Linked DNA regions of Mus musculus: region 1 is linked to region 2. A link is a loop called in an ENCODE intact Hi-C map of the cell type or tissue named here. Cell type or tissue: heart. All regions are shown on one strand. Each heading gives the region's core, and the rest is flanking DNA. Links, peaks and the distances in the headings are about the cores only.

Region 1 (10,979 bases), core at 1,730-9,729, 120 kb before region 2:
CAGGATGTATTAACTTTTTAACTCGGGTAGTAACTGTCTCTCATCATTGTGAAGTCCAACTTCACAATCTGATGGTAATTCATAATTGGCATAAGAGGGCAGGGTGTGATAGAGTCAAGTCTCAGGAGTGCCTAGGAGCTGGGCAAACAGACACACACACAAGCATTTTGAGATGGAAGAGGCTTTATCAAATATTGACTTTTGGAGGTTAAAGACCTTTGATAGAAAAGGTGTGTATTTCATTCTGTAGCCTGGTGGGTTTTTTTTTTAAATCTGTGATTCCTTTTCCATTATTGTTGTTGTTGTTTTTGTTGTTGTAGCAGGAAGAGGACTCCTTCACACCAAGGTCACCGAATCTTGTTTTCTGAATAACATTTAGTTTAATATAACTCAAAACAAACAAAGCACCACTAGTGTGTATGTGCAGACTTCTTCCCATGGAACAAAGTGCAAATGGTTTCTTGTAATCTATAACAAAGTGACTCTATCAAAACCAGCTCTAGGTTATAAGGTGAGCAAATATTTATATCTTGTTTCAGGCCTACTTCTGGACCTGGTGGAGGGCTTGCCTAGTTTACACACACACAAAGCCTTGGGGTTCAGTTATCTGCTTAGACCAGGAATGCACACCTAAAATTCTAGTGCTCTGCCAGTGTGGCATCAAAGCCTCAAGGCAGCCTGTCAGTGGTGGCGCACACCTTTGATCCCAGCACTCAGGAGGCAGAGGCAGACGGACCTCTGTGAGTTCAAGGCTAACCTGGTCTACAGAGCGAGTTCTAGGACAGGAAGGGCTTCACAGAGAAACCCTGTTTTGAAAACAAAACAACAAGAACAACCACCCTTGAGAATTTGTTCACCAGTCCCTCCCAGCCATACACAAAGCCTTGCTCATGAACGTTGCCCTGTATCTGTGTGACCAAGAGGGCTATTAGGGGCCAAAGGAAGTCATCCGTGAGAACAGATGTGACCCTGCCTCTGCTGTTTATTTTCCTGCATGAATTAAGCAAGCTGCATGAATTAAGCAAGCTAATCGCTCTGAGTTTCTTTCCATTATACGTAAAATGACTAACTTTGGCCACCACAGCCTGCCTTATCTGCCTCCCAGGGTGAGGACAAAAAGAATAATAATAAAACAAGAACAGTGAGAAATTAACATTTACGTAATGCTCCATATGCCTCTGCTCCTATTCTAAGTGCTTTCTACAAACGTGAGCTAATGTCACAGAAAAACAGGCCAGAAAGGAGTTTTTATTAACTTCAAGTTTTTATAGCCTAAGGCCTCAGGCCTCGGCTGACTGCTCCATTCTTTTGTTCTGTTTTGTTTTGTTTTCTGGGCCATGTTCACAGGGGAGCCTGTGCATTGGGTTCTTCCACAAAACTCAGGTTCTACGGGCTGATGGCTTCTCTTCCTAAACAGTGAAGACCCCAGCAAGTGACTATGACAGTCACTCAGTACAAATTCCCGACATCCATGGCTCTTTTCCAGAGGATACCTAAGATGCTGTCTCATCCCTCAACACTTGGGCTATAGAGCTGTGATTTTTCCACATAGTAACTTCAGAGCAGAACCTATCACTGACTTACTGTGTCTATTCCCAGAGCGGGAATAACCATACAGGTCTGGATGTGCAAGCCAGGGACTTGAGTCTCCTGAAGACACACTGTGGGGTGATTCCTCTCCCTCTGCAGGCTGCTTTCTCCCCGAGTACCTATGAATAAGTGTCTCTTTCTTCTTCTAGGCAATGGAATCTCACTTCCAGAAAACATCTTCCCAATAAACTGATTTGGGAAGCCAAGGTCAGCAAACAGGAACATTTCTCAGCAGAAACCATTCAGTTCTCAGTGTTTGTGCCTTGCTCTCTGTCATGTCCGCCCATCCCTCCTTCCTTCAGTCCCTCTGTCCGTATCTTCAGGATGCTTGTCAGACTTGTACATGGCTGTACTAATTGGATCTGTTTGAAAGGAGCCTTGCCTTCAGAGTACCATGCATGGAAAGCCGGGATCAGAGAGAATTTTTCCAGTTACTGTAAATCTCGCAGCCACCGAGAAGAACTCTAATTACTACAAAAATGGAGCAATGCTTTTTTAGGTTCTAATTAGCTAGAGCTGCGTACTGAGGATCCTTGTGTGTGTGTGTGTGTGCGTGTGTGTGTCTGTCTGTCTGTCTGTCTATCCCTCTGTGTGTGTATACGTGTGTGACTATGTGTGTGTATGTGTGTGTGTCTGTCTATCCCTCTGTGTGTGTATACATATGTGGGTATGTGTGTGTGTGTCTGTGCATGTGTGAGTGTGTCTGTGTGTGTCTCTGTGTGTGTACGTCTGTGTGTGTGTGTCTGTCTGTCTGTCCCTCTGTGTGTGTATACATGTGTGTGTGTGGTGTTTCTAAATAAAATCAGAAAGACTGCTCCAAGGGAGACCATCCCCTAAGCAGAAAGCTAAATGTGAGTCCATTTCCACTTCTTCCAGTGCCTCAAGGCTCCAGCACTCGGCCTATGCAGCTCTTCGCCCCACTAAGGCAGCCCAGCTGTGAGGATCCCTGTCCTCACTTTTCCAAGCCAAGAACCACCTTTGACTCTTTCCCCCACCACATCTGTCCTTAGAGTCCTATGGAGCACAACTCTGACATGTCTGTCCAGTCCTTCTTCCATTATGGTCTCTTCTCCCGCACCTCATTGCCAGCCATTGTGCCTCAGCCTCTTGACCTTTCGCTCTATTTTTGGAAAAACCAAAAAAGTCTCAATTACTTGGTTGAATAATCCCTAGTCTTCCTAGCCCCCACCCCTTGCTACCCCTCTGGCTTATGTTGTGTTTTATTTTGATGCTTATACCTGACCCCACCCAAAATTTTTGCTACAAATAATATTAGAGCTGGTCAGGTCACTCAGATGACACCTCTCCTTTTTATAAAAGGAAAAGTAGGGGCTGGGAGACAGTGGACTGTGACAGGAATCTTGGTAAGATAGAGTGGGTCTGAGACCCTGGTACCCAGGCACCCACCTAAGACGGTTGGCGCCTCCCTGTCCCTGCCAGATTACTGACCCAGACCACGTGACCATACTCCCCACATTGGTCATGTGGCCCAGAACAGAGTTCTCCATCTCATGAGGATATAGAGGCCCTGAGGGTTTAACCAATAAGCTTCCCTTCCCAGACATCCCTCCCTGCAAAAGGTATTTATTTAATCTCTGGTCCACCCTGAGGAGTTGGTAGGCTGAACAGTCAATACATGGTATAGATAAACGTGCACTGTCCCTTTCATTGAGAACCGCCCTGGGGGAGCATAGAGAAGGCCTTCACCTACAGAGCCACAGCCTGAGTCTCCCATAGAAGGCCTCTCTGCACTTCCAGACAACAGCCACCAAGGTAAGGACAGTCGCCACTGGAAAAACCGCACAGGGAAGTAAGAAACAAAGTGTAGGAGGTCCACAGGTCCTCGACGAGGCCAGGAGTTGGTGCTCCCAAACTCCTGGACATCCAGGCACTGCTGGGTCAAGAAGAGTTGGGAACAGAATCAGGGCCTGTGGGCAGAGAGAGCAGACAAGCCTGTGGCCAGGGAAATGGGAGCCCCAGCTCAGCTCACTGGCTTCTCCACTTGTCACTCCTATCTGCCCTCCTTTCTTATCCACCAGCTTTTAGCTCAGGTCATACTCCTCCTCTCCCTCCTTCCTTATGGCTGTTGCCCTACATGAAAATATTTCTTTGTGTTAAACCCTTGATCTACAGTCTGTCCTGCCTGCAAAGTATGCTCAGGCAACGTCAGCACAAACCTGCGGGATTAACAAACTGATGTCTAATTTGACTTAAGGCTCACTCCATGAGATGGAGCCTAAATTTGATACTGCTTGGGTGACCATGAACCAGAGACTAGAAAAGCCAGAGACCTAGGGTAAAACCAAATACTACTGTCTTCAAAACAAAACACAGCAAACAAAACACGACACAAGAAACAATGACTCATAATAATATTCCGCTATATTCATAACTCAGTCATCACCAGAGAAGATTCCTCCTACAGCAGATGGAGACACATAGAGAAACCCACAGCCAAGCATTAAACAGAGAAAGACCTTAGGACGCATGGCTCTAAACAAGATGTCTCCATCAAATCCCTCCCCTCAGAGTTCAGGGAATCCCTTGGAAAAGCAGGCAGAAGGGATGGAGTAGACAGAGCAGGTGAAGGACACCAGGAGACAGGTCCTCTAAAACAGCTGAGCGAAGTTCACATGAACTCACAGAGCCTGACGCAGCAGGCCATGGGTCTGCACCAGGTCCCCTGCATAGATGCTATAGCTATCACTTTGGTACTTTTATGAGACTCCTGGGGATGTAAACGAGTGGGTCTCTGATTCTTGTGTCTTCTCTTGAGACTCTTTTATTTTTCTGTTGGCTTGCCTTGGCTAACTTCAATAGAGTGGTTTTTGTTTTATCTTACCATATTTTATTTTGTCTAGAAAATAAATATGTTTAAGCTATGTTTAGAATTCAGAAAAAGCAATCTCACAGCTTACTTTCATTTATTGATTCAACTAAGCTTTTAAGCTAAATAAATTAGAGTTTCTAAGAAAAAAATTTTCCTTGTGTTTACCCAAGGCCCAACTTGAAGCCTGGGATGGCCTCTGTCTTGATTCATGTCACTTATTAGCTCGGCAACTTTAAGCAACTTATCTAACATCACTCACTTTCTATGTAGAAATGATGCCTCCTGTCCCTGACTTACAGGCCGTTTTGAGAATTGTCTAGCTATGCACAAGGTGCCTAGAACACTGTTTGGCCCATACCCATAGGAGGAACTCAATGCAGGTTTCGTTTCCTTCATACTCTGGGAAAGGAAAGCACAGGCGTCCAGACACCAAGTGCAAGCACCAGAAAAGAAGCACAGGGGGAGACAATGGGGACTCGGCTCTCAATGGTGTGTGTGCGGTTGTGTGCATATACGTATGCATGTGCGTGTGCACATGTGTGTATGTGCATGTGTGTGTGTGTGTGTGTGTGTGTGTGTGTGTGTGTATACATGTGTGTGTACAGGTGTGTGTATATGTGTGGGCAAGGCTTGACCTCACTCTAGCAGAGCTTCACTTTTGGGGAAAACGGCTTTTCTTTCAAGAGCTCCTGTGAGGAACACCAGATGTGTACTCTGTTGGCTATGACTTTGCAGATGGCGCATCACTGTCACTGGACTCAGGGTAGAGGACATGGAGACAGACTTCTCACATCCAGAGTGGGATTGGGATGGACGAGAATAATACACCTGAAAAAAAGGATATGTTCTCAAGGAGGAATGGAAGGGGTCAGGGTGAGGAAATGGTGTCCATTCGTGGAAAAAAGCATGGGACAATACAGAAGAGCTTGTGATGAGGCTCATAATACTGTGAGCCATGTGTGTCCCTTCCTGGTTGTAGAGATGGAGCCTTAATTACAGTTGTGTCCCCTACACCTGTCCAGAGTCAGGTGGCCATGAAATATGGAGTTAGCATGCTGGCTGGCTGGAGAACGAACAAGGTAAGCCTGTTGTCCCTCCTGTTGATGCTTCTCTGCACAGGTTCCATTTGGTTCTTCCAGCCTAATCAGGGGAATGGCTACCAAGTGGCCCACCAAGAAATCTGGCTTCTGTTTGCTTAGCTATTTGCATCTTAGAATGGTCTCTCTGAGACTTGCCCATTCTCCTTTGCCTCACTTGGCTTCTTCTCTTCCAAGTTTCTGTGCTGCTATTTATAAACCTCACTTGTGTCAAGCTCCTGGGTCCTGCCTACCGCTCTCCTCCCTCCCTCCTAGGGGCAGAATGTTCTAGTTAACCTGTGCTTCTTTGGCTTTCAGAGGAGACACAGGTACTCATGCCAATGCTTTACAGCTCGGCCCAGCCCCACCAGATAGATGGCAGCTTTTCCTGCTGGTCCATTCCGTTACTGCCTCAAAGATAAAGGTCATTTCACTGATTTATTCATTGAATGCCTGGAAGGCAAGTGGCCACTAGAAAAACTGATAGACTTGGCCAGAGTCTCAGACTCACAAGCCAACCATGCAAAATTCAACTCTTTGAGCTGTGGATAAACTCTGGGTGTCTTCTCTCAACCAGATAAAAACTACCACCTTCATGTGCTAGGCCCTGTACAGGGTGCTGGGACACTGTGGTGACAAAGGTCAGTCTCTGTCCTTGCAAGGTTAAAGGAATCCATCCCAGCACACACCAGCAGCACAGAGTTACCACCTGGAGATCAGAATGTATTATACCTGGCATGACCTTGGTCAGGCTCCAAACGTCCTAGGGCTAATTTCCAGAGTACTAGCTCAGGGGAGCAACTAAATAAAGGTTCTGGAAGTCATTTGCATTCACAGAAGCTTTTGAGCTCTGGTCTGGGAATGTAGCTTAGTGACTGGGCATTTTTATAGCATCCAAAGGACGTGGGCTTTATTCCTAGCTGTGCAAACAAACACAGTTTTAGAGCTGGAGAAACCTTGACATTCATCTTAGCTCCCAGAGAAAGAAAATAGATCTGTGTAGCCAAATCATCACTGTGATGTTCAAAAGGCTTCCAAAAATGGCCATTTAAATAATCCATAGCATTTACTATGGAAAAAGGAAAGACCTTGAACAGGTGCATGTGAGGCCCTGAGCCTTGTACTATGACCACATGCAACTTCCCAACAACATTGTGAATGTTTCCACTCCATTTTGCATCTAAGGAAACTGAATCGCAGACATTCTAAGTGGTGCTTAAGGCCTCAGAACAGTCGGATAATGGATTGAAGAGTTAAACTCACCTAGTTTCCGCAGCTTCTCTTCCTAAGAAAATGTAAATGTATTGAAGTCATAATATTGACTGGGTCAATGATCTGAGTTTTGTTCTTACATTTACTACCGACAGGTTATTTGACCTTGTGAAAGCCTTTTCATTTTACCAGGACTTAATTTCTCAGATTGTAAATGGCCTCCAAAGGCCACTCTGCCAGCATATGCCCAACACAGACACCATTACAAGAGCAGGCCAGTTCTAGTTTCTCTGACTTCAGGCCATGCTGAACTCAGAACTTCATGCAGCTGCCCCCAACTGATTACAACTGACACGAACTCAAACTTGTTTGTGCTGTGTGCTCCTTAGCCCTTGCAGACTCTGGCCCTGGTATTTTTGGCCTTAGTCTGCAGCTTATCTGTGATTGTACAGAGCAGAATGCTGCCAGATGTAGAGCCCTATGTCCTGACTGATCATAGGCTATGTCCAGAACCCCAGGGGACGGGCCTCAAGGTAGAGGGTAGTAACCTCCATTGCTCGCTTCATACTGATGGGCATCTTCCTCAGCCCTGACATGCCTGGCACCTCCCACAGCTCTCCTTCAGCTGTCTCTAAAGTGCATTAATATGGACAATGAGGCTCAGAAGAGGTTTATGGAAAAACACCACAGTCCTTGGAAGCTGATTAGTTCACAGGCCAAAAGAGTGGGTGCATGGGGGAGGGGTATGCAAGCAAGACAGTCAGTCTCTGCAGAAATGACAAGCGAGTCTGTGAGCAACCTGGGAGCAGAGGTTACAAGGGCATGGAAAAAAATCAGAACAAGGTTGAAATCTGATGCTGAGCTGACAAGCAGCTATCTGATGCTGTGCTGTTGAAGGGAGCCTGTCACCCAGAGGGAGCCAAGCAACTGCCAATGGCCAAGCTGCGGGTGGCCCAGACCTCAGCGGTGCCGGGAGCTTCACATAATAAGCAAAAGCCACTTTGTCCTGCCAGTAGCCAACATGGAAGACAGGACTATTTTTTAAGGTGTCTGAGACTAGTGTCAAGTTACCCCAGAATGTCAAGAGGCCACATAACTTACCAGATAGCTCAAACAACCAATTCATCTCATCACTTGGTGAATCTGGGGAGGGGTAGGGATATCGATACTACTTTACAGAAATAGCGGGCTGGTGAGATGGCTCAGCGGTTAAGAGCGCCGACTGCTCTTCTGAAGGTCCTGAGTTCAAATCCCAGCAACCACATTGGTGGCTCACAACCACCTGTAATGAGATCTGACACCCTCTTCTAGAGTGTCTGAAGACAGCTACAGTGTGCTTACATATAATAAATAAATAAATATTAAAAAAATAAGAAAAGAAAGGTAATCAGCTCTTCATATACATTAATCTCTCTCTCTCTCTCTCTCTCAGGACAAAACCGGCAAAAACACATAAAAGACGATCTACCTGTTCTTTCGTTACCCAAGGGCCATCAAACAAGTACCTTTAACTTTGCAAAGACTGGCGATCCAGTTAGAACAGTGTCCTTCAATGGACGCTATCAGCATTTTGGATGGGGCAGCTCTAGTGGCAATATCAGGATTACTGTCCCTATGCACAGAATGCCAGAGGGTCCCATAAGACACTGTAAGGCACCAAGATGCCCATATGACTTTGCAGTGCTTTCTCGGTGGGTGGAAAGACTCATCCTCAGTAGAAGGCTGTTGTCACAGATTCCCATCAACTTCTCTCTCCTGCTCTTTTCAACTCACTTCAGACCAACGACAAAGAGAAATCAGAATCCAAGGACAGACACAGAATAAAAACAAACACAGCGAAGGTCTAAGCACATGGGAGTGACAGGGAGCAAAGCCTAGGAGAAGGGGAGATCCTGCCTAAGAGTATGGCCAGGGACTGCTCTGTGGTGAGTCTGAACATAAGAGCAGAGAAGGAGGCCATCAAGAGGAGAAAGTGAAACCCCAAATGATCCATTTCCCTCCCATAGGGCCATTCTGCGAGCTGAGAAGCCCATGGAAAAAGGATGACTTAAAAATAAGAATCAGGGAACAGACATCAGGATATCAGACCGAGATGAGCTGTCTGCTCATGACACAGGGATTTACCCTCCATTTCTCGGTTGCCCCAGGAGACTGTGGGAGGCCTCCACTAGCTACTTCCTAAAGTCAGAAGCAGCAAGTGACTGCAAGAAGGGAGGGCACCTGGACCTCTGTACATCACTGTATGCTTGATTGTGCCTCCAGCCAGAGTTGGCCCTGACTGGTTTCTTTGAGGTGTCTGTCTGTGGCCATTCCTAGATGCAGGAACTGCTTGCCAGGCTCACAGCCACTGAGTCATTTGTCCTGATGACACCAAGTCCACTTCTTTCCCAGGATGATCACTGCCAAGCGCCCAGATCCTTGACGGTGGTGAGTGCGGCATCCATCTCAGGGAGGGCATGTGTCAGTCAGGCTCAAGGCAGGCGGGAGGTATGGGAACAGAGCCTTTGCTGCCTCTATTGCTAGCTGAGATGTCTGGAAGCATCATTGAAGGTCATCATGGTCTATGGTGCAGGTGTGGGAGTTCTGTGTCAGTACTTGCTTATTTACGAGTGAAGAGGGGCCACCACTCTTTAATGATTAATTAAAGATTAAATTAAATTAATTAATTTAAGGATGATTTAATATGTGTGAGGTCCTGGGCTACATTGGTGAGGTACATTCACTTCAAGTAATTCTTCTCTCACTTCATGAATTGCCCTCTATTATTCCTACTTTACTAAGGAAGGGTTTTAGGATTAAAGTGTTTAGTAGCTTCTTTAAAGCAATACACCTAGCCGGTGCCTGTGGTAAGCAAGATAATGCCTCCCTCTGATGACCCAAGTCCTTAGACTCTGTGAACCTAAGTTTGATTCCGTGGCAAAGGGGAAGATGGCAGATAGGAATAAAGTTGCTAATCATCTGACCACACAACCAGGAGAACGTTCTAGATAATTGTAAGTGCTTCCGGAGTAAGCAACAGTGTCCTTACACATGAACAAAAGAGATGTAGATGGGAAAGAATTGTGGCGAGGCTGGCTTTGATGCAGGGGTGGGTGTGTAGAAGGGCTGTGACTCCAGGGAATGGGTGTCAAATCCAAAGGAAACTCCATTTTCCCAAATTCTGGCTATTAGACAAAAGCCAGCATTCCCAATAGAAGCTGAGTTCTATCAAAGGATCTACTTCCCTGATCACTTGCTAAAGGGACAAATGGCTATCTGTGGTACCTGTTAACATACCACAGTACTTGCTGGCCTCCAGGCTCTCTCAGTATCCTAAGTACCTGTTACACACTTCAGAGTCTATGCAGGCATCCTGGCTCTTCTTAGCTCTTCTCACCTCCCCGCCACCACCACCCCAAACTACCCCCAGCTCAGCAGCTTCCTTCTCTGCAACAACTCATGACTTCCTATAACCCTGCCATTTTCCTTATGCTCTCTTTGTCTTCTCTTGGTCCTCTCTGTCTGTGTATCTCCCCCAACACACCTCCTGCTCCTGCTTCTCTCCTGGTCAGATCTCTGCTGGCCACGGTCAATCTTCTACTCTTTCCATGCTCTGGACTCTTCCAGATGCCCCTGGTTGTTTTTGCTCTTGTAGCTATAATAAAACATTCCACTTAACCAAACCATGTCATCATGGCCATGTCATCAGTTTATTCAGGAAGCAGCCTCTAGAAGCTGGTGAGGCGAAGAAAAGAAGCTCCCCCTGGAGTCTCCATGAGGAACGCTGTCCTGTTGACACTTGGGTTTTAGCCCAATGAAATCAATGATATACTGTTGAGCTATAGTGTATAGAAATTAATGTGCATCATCCTAAGCCAAGTTTGCTGATAGCTTGTTGTGGTGGCAACAGGGAGCTAATACAGTGGGCTATTCTGGTTTGAACTCAAATCTCCCTTGCTGCAAATATGAGCTCCTAACCAATGCACCAGATTGATTTGACTTTGCTAGGCATACTTGTTGGGATTCACACCCGGGACAAACAGCTAAAGGTGCATATTTACCATACCAAAGTGGACCTGGCTGCAGGTTCTCCCAGCATCCCTCAGTCTTTACCTGACATACCCTGCCCTCTACCCTGAATGTTCCAGTCCAGGGACTGGGCTTTCCCTCCCTCAGACATTTTAACTTCTCTCTTTCTCTCTTTCTCTCTCTCTTTCTCTCTTTCTCTTTCTCTCTCTCTCTCTCCCTCCCCCCCCCCCTCTCTCTCTCTCTGTCTTTGACTCTCTCTGCAT
Region 2 (10,979 bases), core at 877-8,876:
ACCTCAGAAAGCCAAAAGCTTGATTTCAATATCATGAGAGACTATGAATAAGAAATACCCAAATGAGTGGATCCAGGACTTGGGGACACTAGAAACTGTGTGGTGCTTGTTCTGTGTTTCTGTGTGTTTGATATAACCTGTTTTAGAATAACAACTAACACTATCTTGTTTCAAAAGCAAAATGTACTTTTAAAGACTTTAAAAATAATTATAAGCAGAAATGTTAGTTGCAAAAATGAGGAGGAAAGAATTTGCTTTAAAAATCTTGGCTGATGCTAACAGGCAACTGTACCGACGTCATACATCAGCTCTGCTTTTGACAGAGCCAACCCCTACTGTCAGTGGAATGCCTGCTACCTCTGCAAGAGAAAACAAGTTGAGCAGGTAAGAGTGTAACATAAACTCTGCCTTCAGATTGGAAAGGAAAAATCAGTTTGTAATTTTAAAACCGAAACAACCCAATTCACTCAGATAAGATATCCCACAAGGTCTGCCTCATCTGATATAAACTGATTCTAGAGTGATATCTTGTCACAAATTCTACCACAGGCCTGCTGATAGACACATGAGAAAGATAAGAACTGAGTGCCACATTTCAGCAGATCTTATGACCCATTTCAAAGCAGAGATGATTTTTTTTTCCTTTCTGTAATGTTTTATCAAAGCCTGAATGCTTCCCAGGATAACCTTAAGCACCTTTCCAAGGACACACAGGCTTCCTATAGTAAGAACCAGCCCTTGCCCAGGGACAATATGTCATTAGAAAGTATAGCTAGTACTCTACATTTAGTGCTTTAGTTGGTAGTTTACAGAATTAAGATGGATGACATGGCCTGCTAGTGAGGCACTTGTCGCCAAGCCTAAGGGCCTGAGTTTGATGATCTGGATCCAGTGTGTTGGCAGGAAAAACCAGACAACCCCCATATGTTGTTCTCTAACTTCTACAAGCATGCAGTAGCATGCTCACACACAAATAAGTGATGAAAGTATTAGAAGAAGAAGAAAAACAAGAATGCTGAAAAGGGTAAAGAAAACATGAGAGGTTTTCATTTAAAACAAACCAAGAAACCCACTGATTTTAGAATAGTATGTATGAGGGACAAGAATTCCCAGGGCAGTGAGGTCCTTTTACCTTATGTAATTGGTGAACAAGGTAATATACTAAGCAAGTCTAGTTATCCCCTTAACTACGTGATTGGGAATAAAACTTAAGTGGGCACCAAGGCACGCTAAAAACTGACGCAGCAGCACCTCTAAGTGTCACTGACTCGGAAGCTAGCCAGAAGCATCAACAAAGAAAGACAGATGTCCAAACTTTGAAGTGTTTTAGCTTATAAAGGGGAGACATTAAACCGCCAAATTGTTTCCTATAGATTTACCTCTCTTTGTTTTTTCCTGAACAAATACATTTAAATGACCAACGGCTTCCTCAAATAATTTAGATCCTTAAGTTTTATTGATGCTAATGACCTCCATGGACTTGAGGTTTTAGGTCCTTCCAAGGATAGCTAAAACCATCTTAGATTTTAAAACACTGTCTTCATTAGAAAATCTAACACTCCTACCCAATACCCTGCTGGTATGTGCAAAATAGATAAAATTTAGCAAGTCAGGTATTGATATTGTAAAACGTGCATTTCAATAACTGCTATAAAATTATATTCAAAGGATCCTCCAATCTTATACCATGTTGACAATGTAGAATTTCCAAGACCTCGCTTTAGAAAAGGGAAAATGACGTTTACAGCCTCACCTGAGCGACACAAACTGACTTTCTAAGATACGCCTGTCTATATTGTTTTCAAAGAGAACTTTTTCAGAATTTGAGTCTTTTTAAGCCACACATAGACTAAAGGTATGCTAGTTTTCGGTTATGATTTTCTGTAATGTTGTGATTTACTAACTGAATTGATTGGAATACTGCATTTTCCTGAAAAAGTGTTGTGGGTAAGCAATGCCTGAAATTATCCATTACTTTATAGTGGCTCACAATCCCCTAAACTGGGGAGAAAAAAAAAATCAGAGTAGTAAAGGATACAACCAATAAAAAGTCTCTTAAGTTGTAAAGGTAATCTAATATCAGGCAAGAGCTTGCTTTCCTCCCGTGCACAGGCCAAATGCAACCTTTCAAGATGCCTGAAAGCCACGTTCCGAATCAGTGCTGAAGTGTTCTATACTTCAGAACTTACAGAATGTTTACATAATACTTTATATTACCAACTTCAACTATTTAAAAACTTCCTAACACATCCAAATGTCACATAAAGAGTAGCTGTGTTTTTGTGTATACAACAGAATTTACATAGCAAGAAAAAAAAAACTTTAAAGACTGAATCCATTGTAGTCTTTGCATCTTTTCAATGCCTTTTCACATACACTCAAATTCTGACCTACCACATTCCGCACTTGTTTTAAAAATATCCTATCTTAACGTGTCTGTTTAAAAATAGCTTTCCTTTCATCCTTTCCCAATTATTTTTAAGTAGAAGTGTGCTTTTCATTTTCAAGTCACAGATTTCTTAGCCCCAACCACCCAAAAACTCACTTCATTCTTTCAAACTCCAAGGAAACAAACTCTGGAGTTCAATTTGAATCTCCAGACTTCCAGTACACACTCAGTTGCTGGCTCGATACAATCTTTCCTTGGGCCATTTCACAACCAAATGTGAGAAGCAATATAACAAACCAAGAGCATCTTGGGAGGGGACATCCACACACCTTCAAGAAAGTTTCCGGCTGCCTGCCCAGTTCCTGGCACTTTCTTAGACCAGGCAGGGCATGCCACCTGCATGGGTACACGGTCTCAGGAAGACACCAAAGGCTTAGGGAATGGAGGGCTGGAGAGAGGAGGCACAGGACAAACCAAAACACAACCCTGAGAGGCAGCTGACATTTCAGGATGAAGCTCCGAAATTCCACGGCCAGGGAGGCACCAGCCAAGCTCGGCCCTAACTACCTGGCACGATCCGCTCGTGTCCTGTCTTGGGGACACTCGGAAGGTGGAAAGTTTCCCCTTTCGGCCGTGCCAGGAGCGGGGCAGAGTGTGGGGAGGCGACAGGGGTCTGAGAAGTAGGTCTTCCCAGGCGGCCCCACCCGCTTACCTTGTGCGATGGCAATGGACTCGAAGCGGTGCAGCTCTTTGAGCAAGCAGCTCCTCTCCGTGGAGTGCAGGCTGTAGATGAAGTCGCGCGCGCCCTGCGCCGTGTTCAGCGCCTCCATGGGCTCCTTCTTGGGGTGTGTGCCCAGAAGCCGGGGACCGCCGGGAACCCCGAGCGCCAGCAGTCCCCGGCCGCAGCAGCACCAGGACGGCAGGCGGGGCGCGGCGGCAGGGCCGGGCCTCAGGCTGCGCGCCGTCCGGCTCCCCAGCAGCGGCAGCAGCCGGGACATGGCGCTGGAGCGCGACCCCCGCAGCGGTCCCAAGGGAAGACGGCTTCGGGGCGCAGCTGGACAGAGGCTCAGGAGCTGGGCTCAGCCCGGCCCCGCCCCGGGTCCTCCTGACGCGCGGCCCGGGCGCCCGACACCATGCACTCGGCGGGCCCGCGCGGCGACCGCCTCCCAGCCGTGCCCGCTCCGCTTCCCGCAGGCCGTGAGCCCGGGAAAACTTTCTGCGCCGCGGCCGGGCCGGGAGCTCGGAGCGGGCGGGCGGTGCGGGCGGGCGGGCGCCTCCCGGATGAGGAGCGGCGGCGCGGGCGAGCTCGGCGAGCGTGTCTGATCTTCCAGAGGGATGAGTCACCGCGCGCCGCCCTCCTCCGGCGCCGCCCTCCGCCGCCGACCGCTTTCCCACCCTCTGGCCTCACGCCGGCCTCACTCGGTAGGGCTGCTGCGCCCTCAAAGCAACCGCGCCGTGACAATCAGGCCCGAGCCGCAGCCGCCACCCCTAGCGGCGGAGCCCGGGATAGGAGGGCGGGGCGGCAGGGACTGGGCGGGGACTGGGCGGGGCCACGCAGGCGCATAGCCGCTTGGGAGGGAGCTCATCCTGGAGTCTCCACCCACTCCTTTGCGTGGCAAGGAAAGGAAGGGGTGCTTACCCCGTCAGACGGCATCCGCCTGTGTTAAATGCACGGCAGAGAGCAGCAAAATAGAGTTCAGGGCTGGATGCCCGGCGGGGTGGTGCAGCTCCCGCACTGCTCTCCGAAGCACCGTCCTAAATCTGGAGTTCGGACGGCCCTGGAGGAGCAGCCGGATGGATAAGAGCCTCGTGGGGTCACCGCACCCAGCCCAGGCCTGCGGGACATGAAGCACAAAGAGCCGCACCCTTCGCCAAGCCAGAGAGTGCCCACCGAGGCCAGACAGTGCGGCGCTGAAACGCCCTCTCTGGCAGCACCCTGGGGAAGGCGGCAGGGCCGGCTCAACCCGTCCCAAAAAGAGGAGGGTGTGAGGCTGAGACTTAAGATTTGGGGAGGAGAATACTCTTCCCTGACCCGACAGCTGTTTACTTGGAGATTGTCAACTCTGGAGCCAGGGCGAGAATGTCATAAACCTTTATCGAATGGTCTCTGGGGATTTATGTCCCTCTTTTGGTGCCACGCGGAGGAGAGACTCATCCCTCTTGCCCAGATCCTAGATATTTGCAAGGCCAGGGTCAAATGTCACCTCCTTCATGAAACGTTCCCTTCTTTGTAAGGAAGATCACTGCTTTATCTGAACCTATCTGAGGACACTTAGGCACCCTATCTTAGAAAAATAAATCTGCTTAGACGATAAATCTACTCAAGTGTAATCAAGATCCAAATCCCCTCCTTATCGTAACCACTGCTGCAGCTCAGAACCTTGCATGAAGTGAATGTGCTATAAGCACGTAAGACAGCACAGCCAGTCCCACAGCTGTGGTTTTGAACTTGCAAATGCAATGAACCTCAGACCAAAAGTACTTGGAAAAAAAAGATGTATCTGCAGACTTTCTCATTATTCCGTTAATGGAACAGTGTAACAACTATTTCCGTGCACCTACACTGTATTGGTTATTATAAGTAATCCAGAGATGATTTAAAGTATGTCGGAGAGTCCAATCAGCTGTACTTTTATAAACCCTTCAGTTAAAATTAATGTCCTCAAGAGTGAACGGGAGGGGGGACGGGGGGGGGGAGGCTAACTGGGGGGGGGGGGGAGACCCTCCCCTAGAGTGGGTGGCACCTTCTGCCGGGTGGCCTAGAGAAGAAGAGGACTCCTCGAAACTCTGAAATTCCCATATTGCTTCTTTACACTGCCTTCAATTCTTACCAGAGAACGTGTCCACCTTTGTTCCTACTGCTGCCCTCCACTGACACCACTGTTCCCTTCTACAGCCTTCTGAGCTGGAATGACAACCAGAAACCCTTCAGGACTCTTCCAAGTCCCAAGCACCAGATTTGGACTGTGGCCAAATCCAGCTTCATGTACAGTGTGTGTGTGTGTGTTGTGGGAGCGGGGGGGGGGGGGGGGGGGAGGGTCCTGCAAGCTCTACAGCAGCAGGGAAATGAACTACCAGAGCCTCAGCTCAGCCAGCAGTCAGCTGGTGCTGATTCAGACTTCTGGAGTCTGACACCAGACCAGTTTATTTTAGACTTATTTAAATAAAGTACAATTTTGGAAAAGTTTCTTGGTAACAATTATCCCAATCCCACCTGCACAATAAAGCTTAAAGCTACACTGAAACTAATGTGTAAAGTTCATGTGACCTCGACCATGAAGATGGGCTGTTTAGCTTAAGGGCCTAGGATCTGGTGTGCTTTTGGTCATACAGATAGAACAAAGGTTACCAGGTTATGAAGTGCACATGACACCTCCTCTAAGGATGGGTTCTATTGACTGAGAAACAAAGAGAGGTCTAGGGAGAAAGAATCTAGGATAGCCCTATAGATAGCAAAGATCTCCAGGCTATTAACAACATACATTCTCAGCCTTCTTGGTGGAAAACATATACATTTTCTCCACTGAGGAGACAACGCTGTGTGATTAACATTCCTACTTTCTCCAGTGCTTATCTGTGATTACCGGTGCCCTCTACAGTACTGAGTGGCTTCTGGGTTCTCCACCTTTGCAGCATACAGATGCCATTGTTGGAACACACACACACACACACACACACACACACACACACGGTTCCGTTTCTCTCAGAACCCGATGGATACACTTATAAGTCATTGCCTAAATGTGTTAATAGTACATTGTTAAGCAGGGCATGGTGATGCACAATTGTAATCCCAGCACTTGGAAGGCAGAGGCAGGAAGATCAAGGAGTTCTAAGCCAGCTTTAGCTACATAGCATCTTCAAGGCCAATGTGAGCTACGTAAGACCTGTGATGGTGGCAGGAAGTGGTGGCACGTGTCTTTAATCCCAGCACTTGGGAGGCAGAGGCACGTGGACTTCTAAGTTCGAGGCCAGCCTGGTCTACAGAGTGAGTTCCAGGACAGCCTGGGATACACAGAGAAACCCTGTCTCAAAAAATTAAAAAAGAAAAAAAAAGACCTGTGATGGTTTGTATATGCTCAACCTAGGCAGTAACACTAGTAGAAAGTGTGTCCCTGTTGTAGTGGGTGTGGCCCTGTTGGAGTAGGTGTGTCACTGTGGGTGTGGGCTTTAATACCGTAGTCCTAGCTGCCTAAAAGCCAGTCTTCTCCTAGTGGCCTTCAGATAAAGATGTAGAACTCTCAGCTCCTCCTACACCATGCCTGCCTAGATGCTGCCATGTTCCTGCCTTAATAATAATAGACTGAACCTCTGAACCTGTAATCCAGCCCAAATTAAATGTTGTCCGTTATAAAACTTGCATTGAATGTTCAAAATACCACACCAAAACAAAACAATAACAGTCTCCAGGCTGTGTACTGAAATTCTTCTCCACTGAAACCTCTTGGGCCAGGTCTGCACAATTCAAATCACTCTCAGCAACAAAGTCTTTCATATTCCTACTAGCATGACCCATTAAGCCCCAGTTAAAGCATTCCATTGCTTTCCAATTCCAAAGCCCCAAAATCCACATTCTTTCAAACAAAAGCATGGTCAGGCCTATCACAGCAATACCCCAGTCCCTGGCACCAACTTGTTAGGGTTTTACTGCTGTGAACAGACACCATGACCATCCAGACAATCCACTGGCTACAGCCCATGAGTCAGTGAACAGTCCTACATCTGCCCTTTTCTTCTTCTAAACAAACTGTAATGCCATGTATACTGCCTGAAGTTCTGCCCACTGTGAAGATTTTCCTTCACCTGTATCTTTCCAGGTTGTCCCAGAAAGGGGTTGTAATGCTGCAGCTGTCCACTTCTGGGTGGTGCCTTCATATCATGCAGAGCCATCAGTAAACCAGGTCCTAGTCGTCTCTTCTTCCTATGTCCTTATGTAGGTCTCCAGCAGAAGATGTGTACCACCACGACTAGATCTGAGACTTGTTTTGTCCCAGGCTGACCTTGAACTTAGAGATCTCCTTGCCTTAGTCTCCTGGGACTCATAGCCACTATGCCTCAAGATCTCCATGTCAAGATCCAGGCCAGAAACTTATGTCTCCTGGCCTCAAGATCTGGATCACAGGTGTGCCTTCCAATTCTGGATGGTAGTTCATTCCAGATATAGTCAAGTTGGCAACCAAAAATATCCATTACAAGACCCTCTCCTTAAAATAAAAGTAGTAGATTGTCAATACTCACTCCCAATGAATTAAACTGTTGTTATCTTCTGGCTTTGTGTAGTTCAGCATATTAACTCTAGGCTTAGCCATGTGATTTGCCTTAGCTGATAAGAGAGACACTACAAACCGGATCTAATATGCACTTGCTTGTTTGAGGACTTACTGTATTGCCTTTTGTATGTATAATAGTAGGAAAAAATAGATGCATAAGCAAGACACTTATGAGGCAGGTTGCACCTAGAATAAATGGGTAAATGTTAAACTAGATTAAAAGAATGGTTTGCATGAGAAGTGTCTTGTACACGAGTAAACTTCTGGGTGAAATAAGATAGGAAGAGCCGCTTTGATAGTTTGTTTGTGCTTGGCCCAGGAAGTGGCACTATTTGGAGGTGCGGCTTTGTTGGAATAGGTGTGGCCTTGTTGGAGTAGGTGTGTCACTGTGGGCGTGATCTTAGGACCCTCACCCTAGCCTCACTGCCTGGAAGTCAGTATTCTTCTAGCAGCCTTCAGATGAAGATGTAGCACTCTCAGCTCCTCCTGCACCATGCCTGCCTATATGCTGCCATGTTCCCCTCCGTGATGATAATGGACTGAACCTCTGAACCTGTAAACCAGCCTCAATTAAATGTTGTTTTTTATAAAATTAAAAAAAAAAAAAAACGAAAGAAAATGAGTAAACTTTAAATACCAAGAAGTTCAAAAGGAATGCCTCTCCTCTCCGGATGAAAATATAGCTGAGTGGTGCACAGTGCTTGCCTAACACATACAAGGCCCTGGGTTCAATCCTAAGCAATGTGTAGATTAAAGTAAAAATAAAGGCAAGAATTGTAATACCTCTAGATTGATAGATATGTCATCCCTAAACTGAACACCTACTGGTAACACCCATTGTAGGACAATTATAGTCTTGTGTAATCTCTGATAAAGCTCAGATAAAAAAGACAAGTCCCAGAGACACTCAACTAATGACCAGCCGGGTATGAGCTGACATGTTTGCCCTTTGTTATCTATAATTACACTCTCTGGAGAAAGCGCAGCACAGGAGCAAAGGCGGGGGGGGGGGGGGGGGTGCACATAACACTGCTCAGGCACAAGTGAGTCAATTGTTCTAGTTAATTGTTGCTCTTTGAGTGAACCAAACTTTACTGGCTTGGTTTATTTTGTCATTATTTTGCAGCTCAAATTTTAGGATGGGCTTCCTCGGGCAATTCTTCCGTCAAGTCTCTAAATCGGTTGTAATCAGATACCAGCTGCAGCTGCTGCCATTCGAAGGTTCACCTGGGCCAGACCTCCAAAACGGCTCACCCATGTAAACCGACATGCAACATTGGCTGTTGGCTATCTGCAAATTCAGGCCTTCCAACATAGCAAACTTTTTACCTGGCAGTTGGTCTGCCCCAGCGTGGGACTCTGAAAGGAACCAGGCTTGTGGCCTATTCTGCCCTGTCCTTGGAAGTCATTCCTCTTGTTGTATTCTCTGTCCTACTGGCTGGGGAAGCAAGCCACTAAAGCCAGCCCTGAGTCAAAGGAAAGGTTCTCTTCTGCTTCTTTAGTTGCTATGACCAACATGCCTTAAAGAAACAAAGGAGTCAAGTCTTATTGTGGGCTCACAGTTTCAGAGTGTCCAGCCTCTGGTTGTTTGGCATCAAGTGCTTGGAGAAGTCATCTTAACAGCAGGAACTTGTAGCACAGCGCAATCTTCACTTGCTGGGGGAGGGGAAGCAGAAAGCAAAGGGAAATGCCAATGAGCCAGGCCAAAGGATGCCCTTGAGAACACGCCTCCAGAGACTTCCTCCCATGAGGCTCCACTTCCTATCTTGTACTACCTCCCAGTACTGCTACCACATTATGAATCCATCAAGTGATTAATCTATTGATTAAGCCTGAGCCCTCATGATTTAATTGTCTCTGAGTATGTCATTACAAGCAGCTAGAAGTGTGCTTCACTAATCTCCTAGGCTTTTATTAATCCAATCAAGTTGACAATCAAGATTAAGTACAGACCCCAATTCTAAAGAGGGGCAAAAGAATTTAAAGACATATTTTTAAACCTCTCTCAATATGTGACTCAAGGATCTTGATTCTGGCTGGCTGGCTGGCTGGCTGTGTGTTCTGTAGCCCATGGGACAACTCAGTCCGGTGACATATCTGGAGGCTGCTGCTGCATCAACATAATTCTCTGGATGACATATGAAGCTCTTCAAATCTAGCTGCCAAACAAAGGAATCCAAAGTACCCTTTGAAAAGATCACTTGGAGGAGGAGGCCTGAGCCCTACAGCCTCAGATGATTGTCAGTCATATGCATGGGATCATCCTGGTCCACCCGGCCCAACTCAAGCTTTAGATGACAATAGTTGAAAGAATTATGTTAGAGCCGCAGTGCTTGGATTTGAGTCCTTGCTACGTATTGTCTGTACTACTCGATAGTAATAAGTCAGGTTTTCCATCACTCATTTCTCTGTCTGGACCTGAAGTTGTAATGTTCCCTTGCTAACCTGTTAAATGGAGATACAGGCATCTGCTTTATAATACAACTTACTGGCTCTGTGGGATCCAAATCCCTGAATTCGAGTCATCTAGTAACCATTGCACTGTGGCATCACTTGGAGCTAGGAAGCCAGTCAAGTTACCACTGTGGTAATACTGAGATGATGGCAGGGTCTGGGTCTAACTGTTGGACTTTCAGACCAAAAAGCCTTTAAGAGGCAGGAGAGCCAGCTAGGTAGAGAAGCAGAGTCGGTCGTGGTTTCTGTCCGATCTGCTCATGTTGTTAGAGATGCTTGAAATGACGCTCTCCTGATGTCGCACCAGTCATTCTTGTGGGCATGTTAGATAGTCTTTTGAATAATTTTTCCCTTTGCACTTTTCTCTTTGGCTTGAATTGTTCATGATAGACATAGATATAGCTCAAATAAAACCAAAAGTTTTACTATAAAACTGGAAGCTGGGATTACCTTTGGTATGAGAACAACTGGAAAATGGAACTGCATTCTGAATATTCAGTCTGCTCTCTTGGATTCCGTGGGGATGGGGAATGACTCTGGTTTGCTCGGTAATGTGGAACATTTGCTACACAATCATGATCACCCATGTTACAAGCTGGGCAGTTCATGTGTGCTTGTTTCCCCAGCAATAGGGAAACCATGGCTTGCTAGCTTCCAGCCTAGCTGAAAATACACAGTCCCTAGGTTCAAGGACAGACTCTACCTCAAGGGAATAAGAAAGGATGACCGGGGATACCTGCTCCTTCTTCTGGACTCCATGTGTGAACACAAGTACATACAGCTGCACACACATGCTCACACCCCAACACACACACAGAAGTAATTTTTTGTAAGTGCATTGGATAATTTGCACTCTTCTAAACCAA

The links. Hi-C counts contacts between places; a loop is a spot of excess contacts. Peaks named below come from ENCODE experiments on the same cell type or tissue, not always from the same donor. Only the 100,000 strongest peaks of a DNase experiment are listed, where the experiment ranks them.
Region 1: a loop joins it to region 2, with 1.9 times the contacts of the local background. A loop is called at or near these places in 1 of 42 quality-filtered maps.

What each region holds. Positions count from the first base shown.
Region 1 is chr15:58,700,689-58,711,667 of GRCm38, forward strand. No RefSeq gene overlaps it. Among named protein-coding and RNA genes, the nearest start is that of Gm41329, 54 kb to the right of the region's middle. In heart, for the core only: a CTCF peak has its summit at 5,912; DNase peaks (open chromatin) are centred at 5,823 and 7,183; H3K27ac peaks cover 1,672 bases.
Region 2 is chr15:58,819,742-58,830,720 of GRCm38, forward strand. Tmem65 (transmembrane protein 65) reads right to left here and starts at 3,686. Exons shown (of 7, transcript NM_175212.4): 1 at 3,102-3,686. The coding sequence starts at 3,387. In heart, for the core only: a CTCF peak has its summit at 3,878; a DNase peak (open chromatin) is centred at 3,890; H3K4me3 peaks cover 3,132 bases; H3K27ac peaks cover 3,029 bases.